Linked DNA regions of Homo sapiens: region 2 is linked to region 1. The links are chromatin loops, found by intact Hi-C in ENCODE. Cell type or tissue: Calu3. All regions are shown on one strand. Links, peaks and the distances in the headings refer to the core of each region. The heading gives the core; the rest is flanking DNA.

Region 1 (9,530 bases), core at 679-8,678:
TGATCGTGGCGGGGCGGGACCGTGGGTCCCGGGCGCGCCCGTGGTGGCCGCGGAGGAGGGCGCGGGACCCCCGGCCTGTGCCCTCGCAGCCCAGGCCGGCTGGCGTGGCGCGGCGGCCGCGATGTGGGCCAGGCAGCGGGTCCGAGTGCCCTGGGGAATGTGTCCTCAGAGGCTCGCGCCGCCGTCCGCCTTTTGCAGAGGAGAAAACTAAAGCACAAAGGGATTAAATCACTTGCCCGAGGTCGCACACTTGGGAAGAGGAGTCCAGATTCGAACCCGCGCACAGTGAAGCCAAGCTCTTGGACAAGGTTTCACAGGCTTCGCCCAGGGATATTCACGGCTGCCATAGACGGAGCGCTTACTGTGTTCCAGACACTGTGCGTTTAATACAGAAATGTTTATTGAGCCCTTACTCCTAGTTACTGTGTGCACTCATTCATTCATTCATTCATTCATTACATAAATGTTTCCTGAGCTCCTGCTGTGTGCCAGAATCTGTTATAACTTCCAGGCACTGTGCTAAGGCCGTGTTGGGAGCAGACCCTTCTTCCTGGCGTCATTCATTGGATAACCAACATTTCCTGAGTGTATATGGCCTGGGAGTCCGGAGGAGTGCTGCTATGAAGAGAAGCTCTCCCAGTCCTCAAGAAATGGATCCCCGAAAAGGGGGAGGAGAAAACAATGTCTTCACTAATACGCCTCCAAACATGGAACAATCAGCTGTTTCAGGTAGATTAAGCTAAAAGAGGAAGAGTGGATGGCTGGCACAGTGGCTCACGCCGGTAATCCTAGCCGAGGTTTAAGACCAGCCTGAGCAATGTAGCAAGAACCCCCGTCATGACAAAAAAAATAAAATACAAAAATACAAAAATTAGCCAGGCGTAGTGTGGCATGTGCCTGTAGCCCTAGCTACTCGAAAGGCTGAGGTGGGAGGATAACTTGAGCCCTGGAGGCAGAGGCTGCAGTGAGCCCAGTGAGCCGAGGTCGCATCACCGTACTCCAGCCTGAGTGACAGAGAGAGGCCCTGTCTCAAAAAAAAAAAAAAAAAAAAAAAGGAAGAGTAGAAAGCAGGGAAGAGATGAGAGTGTATAATAAGAGAAGTCTTAAGACACGTGAACTGAGTTTTGGAACTACCACAAATACTGCTAAAGCAAAACTCATGAGCAACATGTTATAATGTGTATTATCATGCAACATATTGTTACAATGAATGTCGTTACCTACATTATTTCACATAATCCGCAGAACAACCACCTAAAGTAGATACTGTTATTATTCTTAGGCTGTAATTAGGTAAAACTCAGAGGTGTGCAGTGACATCTCCAATCTCTCAGTTAGTACATGGCTCAAACTCAGGTCCTTCTGACTCCAGAGCCCGAGCATGAATTCAGGAGGCTCCTTAGAAAGATGCCTCTGGCTGGCTTTGCCATCCCTCTAATTGCATTATTTTGACCAACATAGTTTAACTCTTTGAGCCTCATTTCCTAATCTCAAAAATTGATCCTGATTGCTGACCCAATGACCTCAGGCCAATATTGAGAATTTCTATTAAGATACTGTTGATGAGCGGATGCAGTCGCTCACGCTTGTAATCCGTGCACTTTGGAAGGCCAAGGCGGGCAGACCAACTGAGGTGAGGAGCTCGAGACCAGCCTGGCCAACATGATGAAACCCTGTCTCTACTAAAAATACTAAAAATACAAAAATTAGCCGGGTGTGGTGGCGTGTGCCCGTAGTCCCAGCTGCTTGGGAGGCTGAGACAAGAGAATCGTTTGAACCCAGGAAGCAGAGGTTGCAGTGAGCAGAGATTGCACCACTACACACCAGCCTGGGCGACAGAGTGAGACTCCATCAAAAAAATAAATAAATAAATAAATAAAGATACTGTTGGTAAAAGTAAAAAAAAAAAAAAAAAACCACTCTGTCAACATACACGGTGTTACTTAGGCCTGAGCAATTCGAGGGTATAATGCCCATCATATCCAGATTCCATATATTTACATCAGAGGTGAAGGTAGTTCTATCCTACTCACCTGGTGACCAAATTGTCATTCTTCAGCATGTTTAGGTTTAAGTAGAAATAGTAATAGGCCAGGTGCAGTGGCTCACACCTGTAGTCCCAGCACTTTGGGAGGCCAAGGCCAGCGGATCGCTTGAGTCCAGGAATTCAAGACCAGCCAAGGCAACATGACAAACTCCCATCTCTACAAAAGAATTAGCCAGGTGCTCACCTGTAGTCCCAGCTACCTGGGAGGCTGAGATAGGAGGATCGATTGAGCCTAGGAATTTGAGGCTACAGTGAGCCATGATCTTGCCACTGCACTTCAGCCTGTGTGACGGAGACCCTCTCTCGAAAAATCAAATACTAATGATAAATCTTTCAGAGCAAAACCTAATAGAAACATGAATAAAGGACTTGGACAGTTTACAGAATAGAGAAGACCAGCTTTTAAATGCAGTCATGTACTACATTTTGGACAACAGTGGACCACATATATGACAGTGGTCCCATAAGATTATAATACCATATTTGTACTGTACTTTTTCTAAGCTTAGATGTGTTTAGATACACAAACACCATTATATTACAACTGCCTACAGTATTCAGTACAGTAACATGCCATACAGGTTTGTAGCCTAGGAGCAATAGGCTATACCATTTAGCCTAGCTGTGCAGTAGACTATCTCATCTAGGTTTGTGCAAGTGCACTTTATGATGTTTGCACAATGAGGAAATCACCAGTGTTACATTTCTCAGAACACATCCCCATCATTGACACTTGATTGTATATAAAATGTTACTCAACCTCACTCGTTGTTATTGGCTGAATGTTTGTGTCCTCCCCAAACTTCATATGTTGAAACTCTACTCACCACTGTAAAGATATTTGAAGGTGGAGCCCTTGGGAGGTAATTAGCATAAGAGTGGAGCCCTCGTGATGGAATTAGTGCCGTTGTAGGAAGAGACACAAGGGAGTTTGCTTCTCTCTCTCTACTGTGTGAAGACATAACCAAGAAGAGGGTCCTTACCAGGAACTGAAATGGCCAGCACCTGATCGTGGACTTCCCAGCCTCCAGAACTGTGTGAAGTAAATGTCTGTTGTTTAAAGCCACCCAGTCTATGGTAATTTGTTATAGCAGCTGGAGCCGACTAACACACTCATCATAAGAAAAAGCAGAAATTAAAGCCACAAGAAGTATTGACAGTATTTTAAAAGCTTAGACAAATGTAGAGAGAAGTAGGACTCTCATACACTGCTGGTGGGAATATAAATTAACACCATAGCTTTGGATGTCCGTTCAACTAGCATCAAAATCTATAATGCACACAGCCTTTGACCCAGCTGTTCGACTTCTAGAAGTTTATCCAACAGAGATACTTGTACGATTGTATAAAGACATGCAGTGCAGGGATATGAACTATAGCATTGTTTGTAGGGTACAAACTAGAAACATGTCCATCATTTGGGGAATAGTTAACAATATAATTTACTCCCATGCAGCCATTAAAAATAATGAGTTAGTGCTATTTGCACTAATATGGAATAATCTCAAAAATAGATTATTTATTGAGATACCTCAGGAAGGGTAACAAGAAACTAGTAGTAACATTAGTTGCCTCTAAGGAGGGGAACTAGGGGGACTGGGAGTTGGAGTGGGATTACTTTTTACCATACTGTTTGCATTTTCTTTTTTCCTTTGTTTAAAATAACCAAATGTTGGCCGGGTGCTGTGGCTCATGCCTGCAATCCTAGAATCCTAGAACTGGGAGGACAAGGTGAGTGGATAATTTGAGGTCAGGAGTTCAAGACCAGCCTGGCCAACATGGTGAAACCCCATCTCTACTAAAAATACAGAAATTAGGCGGGCATGGTGATGCGTGCCTATAATCCCAGCTGTTTGGAAAGCCGAGGCAGGAGATTGCTTGAACCTGGGAGGTGGAGGTTGCAGTGAGCCAAGCTCCTGCCACTGCACTCTAAACTCTAACCTGGGCGATGGAGTGAGCCTCTGTCTCAAAAATAAATAAATAAAATAAAATAACCAAATGTATACATATCCATTCAGTGCAGTAAGTTATAAACAACAAAAATCAATAAATAAAATTGAAAACAGAGTAATCAATCAAATGGCATCATAAAAGTAAACTTAAAGCAAATAGAGAAAACAAAAAAGAAGAAAGAAAAATACCCTCATCCACAAAGATTTTCTTGGCTGTCAGAGACCCCAAAGAGAAGGAGAAAACACTAGAAGTGCTGCTTGTAGCTGTGCTGACACCATGAATACAGAATGGGAACCCAATGGCAGCCAGTTGCAGTCTCAAATGCACTACGGAGCAGCCTATGATCCTGGACAAGCCAGTCAAACTTTCAGGGCCTCAGTTTCCTCGTGTGTGAAAACAGCAACTCGGGTGATCTTTCAGATCATTTCTAGCAGTGAAATTCTTTGACACTGCACGGTTGAAATTACTGATAAAGATCCACAGAATTCTTACTCAATAGAGAAAGCAATGGGAGTTGATGAGAAACCTCAGGAGATAAGATTAAAAGAAAACAAAACAAAACCATCAACTGACTAACAGGAAGCAGCAAGGAACAAAGCTCACAGACGTCGCAGTCCAGTTCCCTCTGTCGCAGTCCAGTTCCCTCTGTGGAAGGCACCTGATAACCATCCTCATGACTTGGTTTCCCCATTTGTGAGATTGCCTGCTGCCCAGCGGGCAACTGAAGTCCCAGGTCTTAGAACGACAGGTTAGTTCCCTTTCATGGTTACTAAATGTAATGGCAGAGAGAAAATGGAAGCAAAAATATGACCAGAGGAGGAACCATCTATTAGAAAGACCGCAGGAAGCTGCCAGAGCTGCAGTGTGGGAGCATTTTGCAGGAGTTAAGAATGTCGCTTCAGAATAAGAGACACCTGGGTTCCAATCTCCGCTCTGTCGTGCTCTAGTTGTGCGGCCTCGAGCAGGTCATTTAACCCCTGTGACCCTCATTTCTTCCTGTGCATTGACCTCCCAGAGTGATAGCTCAGGGAAAGTTCTTAGCACAGTGCCTGACTCCAAAGGTGGTGATCAATACATTATAACCCTCACAGCCACTTGTGCATTCTTATACAGGAAGGAGCATCACCCAGTCATATCACATGAAGGGTTTTTCCCTGTATAACCTAAACTTTATTGGATTTATTTCATTGCAAATGACAAAAGTACAGAATGCCAGCTATAAAAATATACCAAGAAAAGGGGAATACTCTTCCCTCTACCCCACTGAGATAACCAAAGTTCACACGTGGTTGTAGATAATCACTCTCTTTCCTCCAGACTCATACCAACCAACACAACTTAAAGACACATTTCTAAGGGAATTTTTTTTTTTTTACTTTTTATGAAAATGGGATCGTGTCACATATATTACTTTGCAATCTGCTTTTTCCACTTAATAGTTTGTCACAAATACACCTCTAGACCTATATATCTGCATCTAACTCATTCTTTTATTAGTTGTGTAATGTTTCATAGAACATCTGTGCCATAATTTATCAATTATTCCCCTATTCCTGAACATTCAGGGATTTTCCAGTGTTTTCCTACTTTAAATAAGGGTGCAATAAATAGCCTTATCCATATATCCTTATGTACCGACAGTTTTATTCCTGTGGAATAAAATCCCCAAAATAGGATTGCTTTTTTATTGTTAATAAATGTGTGTTTTTATTGTTAATAAATACAGCCAGAAGACTTTCCCCCAAAGGTTGCAGCAATTCACATTTCACAGTCCCTGGAGCTATACAGGAAGAGTGTACACTTCCTTACAATTTTGCCAGCATTTGGATGTTGCCAAATCTTTTAAAATTGTTGCCAACCTGATAGGTGAAAAAATGGTATCGTTTGTTTGCTTTTTTTTTTTTTTTTTTTTGAGACAGAATCTCGCTCTGTCACCCAGGCTGGAGTGCACTGATGTGATCTTGGGTCACTGCAACCTCCGCCTCCTGGCTTCAAGAGATTCTCCTACCTAAGCCTCCCGAGTAGCTAGGGTTACAGGTGTGCACCACTACGCACGGCTAATTTTTGTAGTTCTAGTAGAGAGGGGTTTTTGCCATATTGGCCAGGCTGGTTTCAAACTCCTGACCTCAAGTGATCCGCCCACCTCGGCCTCCCAAAGTTCTGGGATTACTGATGTGAGCCACCGTGCCCAGCCTGCATTTGCTTTCCCTGAAACTCTAGTGAGGTTGATCTTCTCTTAGGCATTGCAACCATCTGCATTTCCTCTTGAGTTGTTTGCTGTTAGCAGCTTAAAACAAAAGAGAACCAAGTTCAGTTCCAATGAGACCAATAAGAAGCTTGGCACAATGACAGAACCTGGTCTTTGGTCACTCTCTCCTGGCATGGACAAGATAATTCATTCCATAATTGCATAAAGATTTTCTGAACATCTTTCATGCGGTAGGCTGATACTTTTCATTCCCTTTCATAATTCAATTTTTAAGTTGAGATGTTTCAAGTCTCCTCTTAAATGGTTTTATACCAATCGAGCTACGCTGTCTTGGGCAATAACAGTTTTGCTCATAACCACTAAGGATTTCCTAATTGTTCCAACCTCTCCCCTAAGACAGTATAGAGGATGAAGTAAAAACAACAGCAGTTATCGCCGATTTGGAGAGGCAGTGTCTGCAGGTCACTGGTTGAGGCATGAGTAAGAGCAAGTGCTTTAGAGCTGGACAAGACCTGGTTCAAATCCCAGCTCTGCCATTACTCTTCTGACCACCTTGGGCTGTGATTTAAACTCTCTGTACCTGGCTTTTCTCATCCCTAAAGCAAGGTCATGTTCATACCAGCCTCCTAGAACTATTGTGGCCATTCAGTGAGTTACTGTACACAAAGCACTTGGTACCTGCCTGATACATAGTAAGTGTTAATACATGTCAGCTTTATCATTAACCTCCAGAGCTCCTTTTTATAAAACAAAGGAGGAGGACGAACTCCAAGAAACACCACCAAAGAAGTAATTTAAGCAATTATTTGAGTTGCTAGCAGTTCCAATGAGATTAATTTAACTGGATTTAGTGGCATTTTGCCTACACCTTTTGTACACTTAAGAAGGCCTCTTTGCCTGGGGTAATGCTGATTCTAGTAGCCCACAATGAATTGCTTTCAAATAGCCCATCATAAAGCCTAAGGAAGTTCTGAACAGTGTCCCCTGATATTTTTCTTTGATGACACTGCTGCTGTTTGACCAAAAAAGGGGTGAACTATATTTCTATATTTATACTTTTTTTGGCCTCCACTAAGTTTCTTACACATTGCAGGCTATGGCCATCACAGGTGGTGAAATGTGTCACCTGGAACTAAATTCTGCTTTCTCTGGACAGACATATATATACACACACACACACACATACACCAGAAACCTGAATGGTCCCAATGTACAACAGCCAACTCAGGTTTTAGGGGAACAAAATCATTTTTAAGAAAAGAGAGTGAGATCGTGCCATGGCACTACAGCCTGGGTTACAGAATGAGACTCTGTCTTTTAAAAGAAAGAAAGAAAGAAAGAGAGAGAAAGAAAGAAAGAAGAAAGAAAGAAAGAAATAAAGGAAAGAAGGAAAGAAAGAAAGAAAGAAAGAAAGAAAGAAAGAAAGAAAGAAAGAAAGAAAGAAAGAAAGAAAGAGAAAAGAAAAGAAAAAAGAAAAGAAAAGAAAAGGAGAGTGTTCATGAGGTGTAGATTCTCTAACTTTTTTTCTCCAGGGGTGTGTAAGTGTGAGTTCAAGGCTCATGAAAGTAAGGGGCTGTCCAGGTGGCCCTGAGCCAGGTCTCACTCTGGTAGGGAAGATGCCAACTTCTCTGCCAACTCTGCCAGAACATCTCACCCTTTCTGTTTTCTATGCCCCAGGCCAGGTCTAAGCGCCCAGGCTCCCAGAGGGGCTTTGTAAGGAAGACAAATGTCTCTTTAACGGTGGCCTTAATTAGGGATTTCAGCAAGGTCTGGATGGGTAGGAAGGCAACTGATCTAGCCACCCTACCCTGGCAATACTCCTCTTTGAGTACCCATATCCAGGTCCTGGCATGTTAGACAAAGGCCACCATCCTCCAGGGATCACACACAGTTCCTCCAAACTCTCTGGCACCTTGAGTCCTCAGGCCTGAGAAGACAGTTCTTTTTTTTTTTTTTTTTTTTTTTTTTTGAGACAGAGTCTCACTCTGTCGCCCAGGCTGGAGTGCAGTGGCGCAATCTCAGCTCACTGCAAGCTCCGCCTCCCAGGTTCACGGCATTCTCCCGCCTCAGCCTACCGAGTAGCTGGGACCACAGGCACCCGCCACCAAGCCCGGCTAATGTTTTTTTTTTTTGTATTTTTAGTGGAGACGGGGTTTCGCCATTCACAGGATGGTCTCGATCTCCTGACCTTGTGATCCGCCTGCCTCGGCCTCCCAAAGTGCTGGGATTACGGGCTGAGCCACCGCACCCGGCCAAGAAGACATTTCTTGTTCTCAAGCACAGGTGTACTGGCTTCCTGCTGGCTGGGTCCCTGCCCCCGGGGCCAGATCTTGCTTTCTGCAACAGATCTTTTATTTAAAAGCACCCCTGCCCAGGCGCAGTGGCTCACACCTGTAATCCCAGCACTTTGGAAGGCTGAGGCGAGCGGATCACTTGAGGCCAGGAGTTTGAGACCAGCCTGGCCAACATGGTGAAACCCCATCTCTACTAAAAATACAAAAATTAGCCGGGCGTGGTGGCGCATGACTGTAATTCCAGCTCTTCGGGGGGCTGAGGCATTGAACCCAGGAGGCAGAGGTTGCTGAGCCGAGATTGTACCACTGCACTCCAGCCTGGGCAACAGAGCGAGATTCTATCTCAAAAAACAACAAAACAAAAACAAAACACCACACGTGAAATTCAAGTCATCCCTTTGTCTTCCCTTTGCCCCAGTGACAGGTTTCTTGGGCTTCTCTAGTCACGTGGGTACTAAATTCTCATCAAAGGTGATGCAAGCAGGGGAGCTCACCTCTCCTGCTTGGGTCTCAGTTTTCCCTTCTTAAAATGGACTGCCAAGCCGGGCGCGGTGGCTCACGCCCGTAATCCCAGCACTTTGGGAGGCCGAGGCGGGTGGATCACGAGGTCAGGGGTTCGAGACCAGCCTGACCAACATGGTAAAACCCCATCTCACTAAAAATACAAAAATTAGCTGGGCGTGGTGGCAGGCGCCTGTAGTCCCAGCTACATGGGAGGCTGAGGCAGGAGAATGGCGTGAACCCGGGAGGCGGAGCTTGCAGTGAGCCGAGATCATGCCACTGCACTCCAGCCTGGGTGACAGAGCGAGACTCCGTCTCAAAAAAAAAAAAAAAAAAAAAAAAAAAAAAAAAAAAAAAAAAAAAAAAAAAGGTGGACTGCCAAACTCTTAGGATGTTGGAGAATCATCATCAATTGGTTTTTTAAATTGTGAGCACAATTTCTCTATTTTCAGATGCGCTGACTGCAAGAGTCTATCGTGGATGGAAATGGAGTTTGTGTATAGAGTCACTCTGTTGCTGCTGTCGG
Region 2 (9,530 bases), core at 816-8,815, 150 kb after region 1:
TCGTCCTCACTGCTACACTCCCACCAGCACCATGACAGTTTACAAATGCCATGGCAACGTCGGGAAATTACCCTATCTGGTCTAAAAAGGGGAGGCATGAATAATCCATCCCTTGTTTAGCATATCATCAAGAAATAACCATAAAAATGGGCAACCAGCAGCTCTCAGCTGCTCTGTCTGTGGAGTAGCCATTCTTTTTTATTCCTTGATAAACTTGCTTTCACTTTGCACTGCGGACTCTCCCTGAATTCTTTCTTGCGCAATCCAAGAACCCTCTCTTGGGGTCTGGATCGGGACCCCTTTTCTGTAACAGTAGGACCCACCCTGGAAGATCAGCCTGTTTGTCTATGTTCAAGCCTGGGGTTTGCCCCCTCTCCTGGGCTTGGGGTCCGGCTCTGCCTTTGCTTCTCATTGCAGCATCTTGGACAAGACCGAACCCTTCTAAGCCTCTATTGTCTCATTCATGAAGATGAAATAAAAGAGAGAATTGCAAATTTGAAATAGTACAATATAAAAAATGTATGAAATGGCCGGACGCAATGGCTCATTCCTGTAATCTCAGCACTTTGGGACGCCAAGGCGGGAGGATCACCAGAGGTCAGGAGTTTGAGACCAGCCTGGCCAACGTGGTGAAACCCCGTCTCTACTAAAAATATAAAAATTAGCCGGGCGTAGTGGCGGGCACCTGTAATCCCAGCTACTTGGGAGGCTGAGGCAGGAGAATCGCTTGAGCCTGGAAGGCGGAGGTTACAGTGAGCCAAGATCATACCATTGCACTCCAGCCTAGATGACAAAAGTGAGACTCCATCTCAAAAAAAAAAAAAAAAAGAAAAAGAAAGGAAAAGAGAAAAGGCCAGGTGCAGTGGCTCATGCCTGTAATCCCAGCACTTAGGGAGGCCGAGGTGGGCGGATCACCTGAGGTCAGGAGTTCAAGACCAGCCTGACCAACATGGAAAAACTCTATCTCAACTAAAAAAAAAAAACAAAACGAAACAAAACAAAATTAGCCGGGTGTGGTGGTGCATGCCTGTATTCCCAGCTACTCAGGAGGCTGAAGCAGGAGAATGGCTTGAACCCGGGAGGCAGAGCTTGCGGTGAGCCAAGATTGCACCATTGCACTCCAGCCTGGGCAACAAAAGTGAAACTCCATCTCAGAAAAAAAAGAAAAAAAATGTATGAAATGAAGTCTCCCTTTGGGTGCAAAATGTAGAATAATGTAAACCTCTCCAAAAAGACAAAAAAAAAAAAAAAAAAAAGCATCAATAATTGCATCATTTCGGAGCTGCATGGGCCAAATGAAGCCGAGCCATGGTGCACTATTGCCTTGTGTTAGCGATACTTTAGTTGATAAATGAAACTTTCCCAGGGTTATCCTTGGGTTATTTTGAGGTTTTAATTATGCAAAGATCTTCAAGAATGCATCCCTTTTTAAAATGTGACCTCCCTTATTACTGTATATGTGTATGTTTAAAAAGATGTAACACATATAAATTATGGGTCCCCATATGGCTCCTTCTACGGACTTAGTTGCATTCAAAGATCCACAGTCTAGCTATCAAATACTAATTAAATCCATACCGTATGTAGTCCAAACCCCGCAGCAACACTGAATACAAGCTGTGCCCTCCTTTTTCCCAATCCCAACTCCAAAACTCCCAGACGACTCTCCCCTCCCTCCTTTCTCCCAGCTCCTTGTTATAGAGATGAAATAAGTTTCTCTAAAAAGTCCTCCTGTCAGATATATCTAATGTAAATGATGAGTTAATGGGTGCAGCACACCAACATGGCACATGTATACATACGTAACAAACCTGCATGTTGTGCACATGTACCCTAGAACTTAAAGTATGATGAAAAAAAAGAGAAAAATAAAATAAAATAAAATAAAATAATAAATAAATAAATAAAAGTCCTCCTGCCCACTTTTCTCACTGTCTCATCTCAAGTCTGTATTTTATTTATTTATTTTGTTAGAGACAGGATCTCGCTCCCTCTCCCAGGCTGGGGTGCAGTGGCATGATCATACCTCAATGCAGTCTCGAACTCCTTGGCTCAAGTGATCTTCCTGCCTCAGCCTCTTGAGTAGCTGTGACCTGCAGGCACGTACCACTGCACCTGGCTAATCTTTTTAAAAAAAATTTTTTAGAGATAGCTGTCTTATTGGCCAGGTGCAGTGGCTCACATCTGTAATCCCAGCACTTTGGGAGGCCGAGGCGGGCAGATCACAAGGTCAGGAGTTCGAGACCAGCCTGGCTAACATGACGAAACCTCATCTCTACTAAAAATACAAAAATTAGCTGGTCGTGGTGGCAGGCACCTGTAATCTCAGCTACTCAGGAGGCTGAGGCAGGAGAATCTCTTGAACCAGGGAGGCAGAGGTTGCAGTGAGCCAAGGTCATGCCATTGCACTCCAGCCTGGGCAACAAGACCAAGATTCTGTCTCGAAAAAAAAAAAAAAAAAAAAAAGAGAGAGAGAGATAGGTGTCTTACTATGCTGCCCAGGCTGGTCTCAGTCTCCTGGCCTCAAACAGTCCTCCTGCCTCAGCCTCCCCAGTAGCTGGGATTACAGGCATGCAGCACCATGCCTGGCCCAAGTCTCTATTGAATGGGTGGTCTACAAGGTTAAGGACTTTAGACCTGGGCTGGCAAGGACTCTTGGGAGAGAATAGGAAGAAAGCGAGAAACACCGGCATTAGTAGATTGCAGAGTTCTAGTTCATGATTATCCCTTGGTCTCATCTCTCTGCACCCTCCTGGAATCCTCCCTATATCTTGTTGATAACCATTCTCAGCGAGGGGTAGTTTCCTAACCTGCCCTGTCCCTCCCCTCCCCAACCCTTGGCTGCCTCCTCTGCCGGCCTATCTGCTCCTTCTTTAAGAGTGATCAGTCATGCATTGTCCCTTTTATGTTCCTTCTCTAGGGTCCCCAGGCACACTTAGCCACTCCTCAGCTCTGGATTCCACTCACATACATGCATTTCCTTGACAATGATCTGCAATGGTTTGTCTATAGGTAAATTTCATCTCTAGGCTGTGAGCTCCCAAAGGGCAAGGACCGATTCACTTCCATCCCTCTATCCTCAGCACTGAGCCCTGCAGACATAGTAGGTGCCCAATAAATATCGCTACATAACAGAGACCCAAGAAAGGCCTTTGGAATTGAACTGAATTGAAAAGAATAGTGAAGACTAAAAATTCGGAGCATAAGGACTGACATTCCTCTGGAAGAGGCAGAGCAAAGGCTGACTGCCTCGTTTCTCTTTTGTAGCCCTCTGGACGGTCTGAGTAGTACAGCCACAGTCCAAGCCCTCCCCTATCCAAATTCGGGACATCTGAAGGACCCGACCCAGCACCATACATGGGGGAAAATCTATATGCCCTCAGCGCTCTTTTATTTCCTCCTTCCAATTCCAATCCCAGGACCTTCCTTGCCATCATTCCGGGGGCGAACGAGTTGACCTCTATGCCCTCCCTTCCAGCACAAGGTATGCAACCCCCGCTTCTCTGTTTCGCAACTTTCCATTCCAGGGTTGACGGAAAACACTGATAAAAGTAGCTTACCCTGGGTGGGCAAGGAGACACCCTTGGTATGCTGTATCCTTAACTGAGGTAGATCATTTCCAAAGACCCCATCTCACATGCTCTTTTGCAATGGATTTTGCCACTCCTCCCATCCAAAGGAAGAATTCTTTATCCTCTCCTTGAATCTGGGCTGGCCCGGTGCCTTGCTTTTAGCAACAGAACTCAGGAGAAGTGAGGCTGGGCAACTTCCAGGCCTTGCAGCTTCTATTTTCACTTTCTTGGAACCCAGCCACGATGTAAAGAGGCCCAAGCTATCCTTCTGGAAAGGCCACATGGAGGAGAACCAAGCACCCCAGCTGACAGCCAAAACCAAGTGCCAGACACGTGAGTGAGGTCATCTTGGGTCTTCCAGCTCCAGTCAAGCTCCAGGGGGAGTGTGGCCATGTGAGTGAACCCAGATGATACCATGTGAAGTGGAAGAACTGCCCAGTGGGGCCCTGCCTGTATCTTTGGCTCACAGAGCCACGAGCACTAACAGTTGTTATTTTAAGCCACTGTGGGTTTGGGGTGGTTTGTTACGCAGCCATAGATAACTGATACATTAACTTTTTTTTTCTGTATGAGCAGAAAAATTGGTGAGGGGGTGGTCTGCGGCTTCTGAGCTGGACTTAGGATATCATTAGAATTCAGGCTTCTCTGTTTTTTTTTGTTTGTTTGTTTTTTGTTTTTTGAGACGGAGTCTCGCTCTGTCGCCCAGGCTGGAGTGCAGTGGCGCGATCTCCGCTCACTGCAAGCTCCACCTCCCAGGCTCACGCCATTCTCCTGCCTCAGCCTCCGGAGTAGCTGGGATTACAGGCGCCCGCCACCACGCCTGGGAAATTTTTTGTGTTTTTAGTGGAGATGGGGTTTCTCCGTGTTAGCCAGGATGGTCTCGATCTCCTGACCTCGTGATCCACCCGCCTCAGCCTCCCAAAGTGCTGGGATTACAGGCGTGAGCCACTGCTCCCAGCCGCTTCTCTGTTTTTGTTTTGTTTTGTTTTGTGTTTAGCTTAAAAGAATACAGTCTCAACCTGGTGATCAAAGTTAGCATCCCCAGAATGAGGCAAATTGGCAGTATGTGCCAGCTGATAGGATGCACTGTGAATGAAAGTGCGTAACCTGAATCTAACCATGAAGAAACAGCTGATAAACCCAAATTGAGGGATGTTCAATAAAATCTCTGACGTGTGCTCTTGAAAAATGTCAGTGTTATGAAAGATATAAAAAGACACAGGAACTGCTTCAGACTAAAGAAAGCAAAAGAGAGGACAACGAAATGCCATATGACATCTGGAGCTTCCTTTGGTGACAAAGGACATCATCAGTACAAATGGGGAGACCTGGAGAAAGTTTTCAGATGAGACAATAACGCTGTGTCAGTGTTCATTCCCTACGTTTGATCATTGTATTGTGGTTTTGTAAGACAATGTTGCTTGTTTTTAGGAAATTCAGAGTGAAGTATTTCACAGAGGTGTGATGTCTGAGAAAACAAGCATTTTTCTCCTCTTTATAGCTGTATCTACAGAGACAGGGGTGGGGGGTGGGGGAAGGATACAGCAAAGTGGTAATGTGGTAACATTTGGGAAATCTGGGTGACAGGTACATGGGAATTCTTTGTATTGTTCTTGCAACTTTTTCCTAAGTCTGAAATTATATTTCAATAAAAAGTAAATTGGGTTGGGCACAGCGGCTTACACTTGTAATCCCAGTGCTTTGGGAGGCCAAAATGGGAGGATCGCTTAAGGCCAGGGGTTTGTGACTAGCCTGGGAAACATAGCGAGACCCCCATCTCTACTAAAAAGTAAAAAAAATTATCTGGCTGCGGTGGCGTGCGCCTATAGTCCCAGCTACTTGGGAGGCTGAGGTAGGAGGATGACTTGAGCTCAGGAATTCAAGGCTGCGGTGAGCAGAGATCACACCACTGGGTGCCAGCCTGGGCGACAGAGCAAGACCCTGTCTGAAAAATAAATAAATAAATGCATAAAGTAAGAAGTTAATTAAAAAAAAAAAGGAAAGCAAATCATCATGTGTGCATGGCTGCTCACTAAGAGGAAAGAACCAGCCGCCTGGGGCAGGACTATTCAGGCTCTTCCTGGAAGTCCCTGGCTCAGAGCAGACTCTTGCCCCTTTCCCCTGTCCCTCTGCCTCTGGTGGCACGCATGTGACAAGGAGCCACTGACCAGCCTGGCTGCCCGCAAGGCCTGGAGCCCGGCATCTGGAAAGGATCAGCTGCCACCGCTAAACTCACCCCTCCACCCACAGCTCATTCCCGGAGTCTCTGAAGGCGGGGCTGAGCTTTGGGGGTTTCGCAATAAGAATCCACACATATTCTTCTGAGGAGGCTGTCAGGAAAAAGCCTTCTCGGGACATCCCTGCAAGCACTTTGCCAAGCCCTCAGTGACACCTTTGCCTTCCTTGCTCATCTGAATTTTGGGGGTTCCTGTTCAGAGGCCACAGAGCACAGGATAACAGAGATGATGGGTGAGCAGATCTTCTGTCAGGACACTTCCTGGGTGGTTTAGCTATTTTGTCTGCCTGGGGCAGGGAGAGAGGAGAGGATCCCTACGGCCCTAGGGGCATCATGAAGTCTCTCCAAGCTTTTGTGCTGAAATGTACATTTTACCTCTCACTTCCATCCTTGCTGCACTTCTAATGCAGTGCAGGCAGCTTTCATGGGATTTGGGCCATGCAGGACTCGCAAGCTCAGCAATGCCAACCATGCACGTTTCTGGGCAGAGCTTCCGGAGGGGCGTGGGCTGGGCTGGAAAGAGCCAGGGGTTTGGAATCCAAGCGAGTCAGGAGGGCAGTCTCCGATTCACCACTTCCAGGCTGGGCAGCATTGGTCTAAAGGCTTCTCCTAGGGCGGAGCTTAATACCCCCATGTGTAAAATGGAAAAAAACAAACACACAAAAACAAATACCCCCATGTGTAAAATGGAAAAAAAAAACACACATGTGTAAAATGGAAAAAAATAAACATTCCTATCGCGAATGAAGCGATAGGAAAGTGCCCGGCATAAAGTAGATTTGTAAAAAGAAACAAAACCAATTCTGTTTTTTTTTTTTTTTTGGTTTTTTTTTTGAGACGGAGTATCGCTCTGTCACCCACACTGGAGTGCAGTAGCGCGATCTTGGCTCACTGCAAACTCCACCTCCCGGGTTCACGCCATTCTCCTGCCTCAGCCTCCCGAGTAGCTGGGACTACAGGTGCCTGCCAACACGCCCAGCTAATTTTTTTGTAGTTTTAGGAGAGACAGGGTTTCACTATGTTAGCCAGGATGGTCTCGATCTCCTGACCTCCTGATCCGCCCGCCTCGGCCTCCCAAAGTGCTGGGATTACAGGCGTGAGCCACTGTGCCCGGCCTAAAACAAAACCAATTCTGCAATTCCATCTGCATTTAGTGAACACTGACTCGGAGCCAGGGGTAGCACGAGGGCCCTCCCAGCTGTGGGAGGATTTAGGTTCAAATCCACGCCTCACCTCTGAATGACTAAGGTTAAATTACCCAATGTAACATATGCCTGGTTTCCCTACCTGGTAACAGGTATAATAATAGCATCCACTGGCCAGATGCAGTGGCTCACGCCCATAATCCCAGCACTTTGGGAGGCTGAGGCAGATGGATCACCTGAGATCAGGGGTTCGAGACTAGCCTGGCCAACATGGTGAAACCCCATCTCTACTATAAATACAAAATTAGCCAGGTGTGGTGGCACGCACCGGTAATCCCAGTTACTTGGGAGCCTGAGGCAGGACAATCGCTTAGAACCCGGGAAGCAGAGGTTGCAGTGAGCCAAGATTGCACTACTGCACTCCAGCCTGGGCAACAGAGTGAGACTCTGTCTTAATAATAATAATAATAATAATAATAATAATAATAATAAATAGCATCAACCTCTTAGACTCCTGTGGGGATCAGCTGAGTCCATACATGTAAATTCACTAACAGTGAATGCTTCTGTAGCAGACATTGCAGGCCAGACACGGGTCTACACTCTTTATTAGTATTGCTCCCATTTTACAGATGAGGAAACTGAGGCACAGAGAGACTGGGTAATTTAATAAGAGGCAGAGGTGGAATCTGACTCAGGAGTCTGGGTCCAGAGTCAGTGTTCCCAACCCCTGAGCTCTACAGCCACAGGCATACAGTAAGTGCTCAATTCATGTTAGCTGCTACTAATGCAGGGCGAGTTTCACAGGCATGAGATCAGTGCCCACACAGGGGCTGGCGCTTAGAAGGGTAATGCTCTCTCGAAGCTCTGCTGTCACCAACTTGAACTTCGTAATAATTTTTGCACAAGGGACTCTGCATTTTCATTTCGCCCCGGGCTGCACAAATTGTGCAGCTGTCCCTGCTGTGTATCTTACAGGAGCAATTGCCTGCTTCTCCCTCCTCCTCTCTCAACTCTGAACTCCTTGGGATGTAAGATTCAGCTAACTCATCTAGCTCTACATCCACCCCTAGCCCATGCCCGGCCTGCAGCAGGTGCTCACATTCTGGTTGGGAGCGACAGAGGTGAGCAGAGCCACAGCTGTTGTTCCTGCCCCCACAGCCCCCTAAACACCCCAAGAATAGCTTCTAGCCCAGGGAGCCTCGGGAACTGCCTGAGAACAAAACTTTCCCGAAGGTGCAGACTCTGGCCAGCGGCCATGGAACCAGGCCTTTCCAGGACGATTGGTGCAACCAGGGGAACTTGCAGCTCTCTGCAAAAGGGGAATCCTAGCCAGGCCCGAAAGACCCTAATCAATAGTTCATTAAGATGCCAGCTCAGAAAATGCAGGGAGACCCAGCATAACGTGTAATTCTGCCTGCGTGGGCTGGTGCTGGGCAGGGTTTTCGCAAGCTGGCAGGGCCCGCAGATAACACTGAGCCCAAAGTGCAGGCTGCAGTCCGAGCACAAGGCAAACACGACCCTCCCTAAGTGGCAGATGTGATTCAGTCCAAAGGTTCAAGTGCGGCAGTTACATTGGTTATGAGATTTTTTCCCCCTTTATACCAGGAGCTGGCAGTGTGGGGGAGGGGGAGAAACCAACACTTGTTGAGCACCTACTATGTGTCTGACTCTGAGCTGGACACACATTAGGAGAAAGGGGTTCAGGACCAGGCAAAAAGTGGGTTTGGGTATTTCTGGGGGTGGAGTTGGACATCATTCCTCTTTCCTGCCTCCCTGACGCGTCCTCCATTCATAATAACTGATTTTTTAAAAAACTGAAGCAAAATGCAATAGCAAAATAGACCGTTGTTGGCCAGGTGCGGTGGCTCACGCCTGTAATCCCAGCACTTTGGGAAACCAAGGTGGGCAGATCACCTGAGGTCAGGAGTTTGAGACCAGTCTAGCCAACATAGTGAAACCCCGTCTCTACTAAAAATGCAAAAATTAGCCAGGTGTGGTGACGCACGTCTATAGTCCCAACTACTCAGGAGGCTGAGGCAGGAGAGTCACTTGAACCCAGAAGGTAGAGGTTGCAGTGAGCTGAGATTGTGCCACTGCACTCCAGCCTGGGCAACAGAGCAAGACTCTGTCAAGAAAGAAGGAAGGAAGGAAGGAAGGGGAAGAAAAAAAGACAGAAAGGTACAACACAGTGGCATTTACTACATTCCCAGGATTCTGCAACCACCACCTCTATCAAGTTCCAAAATATTTCTGTCACTGCAGAAGGAAACCCTAAACCCGCTATCTTTCATTCACTCGTTCTGCTCCTATTCTCTCCCCTCCCTGCCCCTCTCCCTGTCGACCCTGGCAACCACTCACTCATGTGCTTTCCGTCTCTATGGATTTACCTATGCTGGACACTTCATAGAAATGGAATTATACAATTTGCAACCTTTGGTTTCTGGCTTCCTTCACTTCTTCAGCATGATGTTGCTAGATTCATCCATGGCATGGCGTGTGTCAATACTTCATTCCTTTACTGCCAAATCATATTCCGTTGCATGGCTATGCCACGATTTGCTCATCTTCCCATTC

The links. A loop is a pair of places that touch in the nucleus more often than their neighbours do. Peaks named below come from ENCODE experiments on the same cell type or tissue, not always from the same donor. Only the 100,000 strongest peaks of a DNase experiment are listed, where the experiment ranks them.
Region 2: it touches region 1 in a loop (4-fold over the local background); 21 of 110 quality-filtered maps call a loop at or near these places.

Annotation. Positions count from the first base shown.
Region 1 is chr12:116,277,999-116,287,528 of GRCh38, forward strand. No RefSeq gene overlaps it. Among named protein-coding and RNA genes, the nearest start is that of MED13L, 5.1 kb to the left of the region's middle. RefSeq lists a silencer at 44-103. In Calu3, for the core only: no CTCF peak of the experiment used is centred there; no DNase peak of the experiment used is centred there.
Region 2 is chr12:116,428,584-116,438,113 of GRCh38, forward strand. No RefSeq gene overlaps it. Among named protein-coding and RNA genes, the nearest start is that of MIR4472-2, 5.0 kb to the left of the region's middle. In Calu3, for the core only: no CTCF peak of the experiment used is centred there; DNase peaks (open chromatin) are centred at 5,768 and 6,298.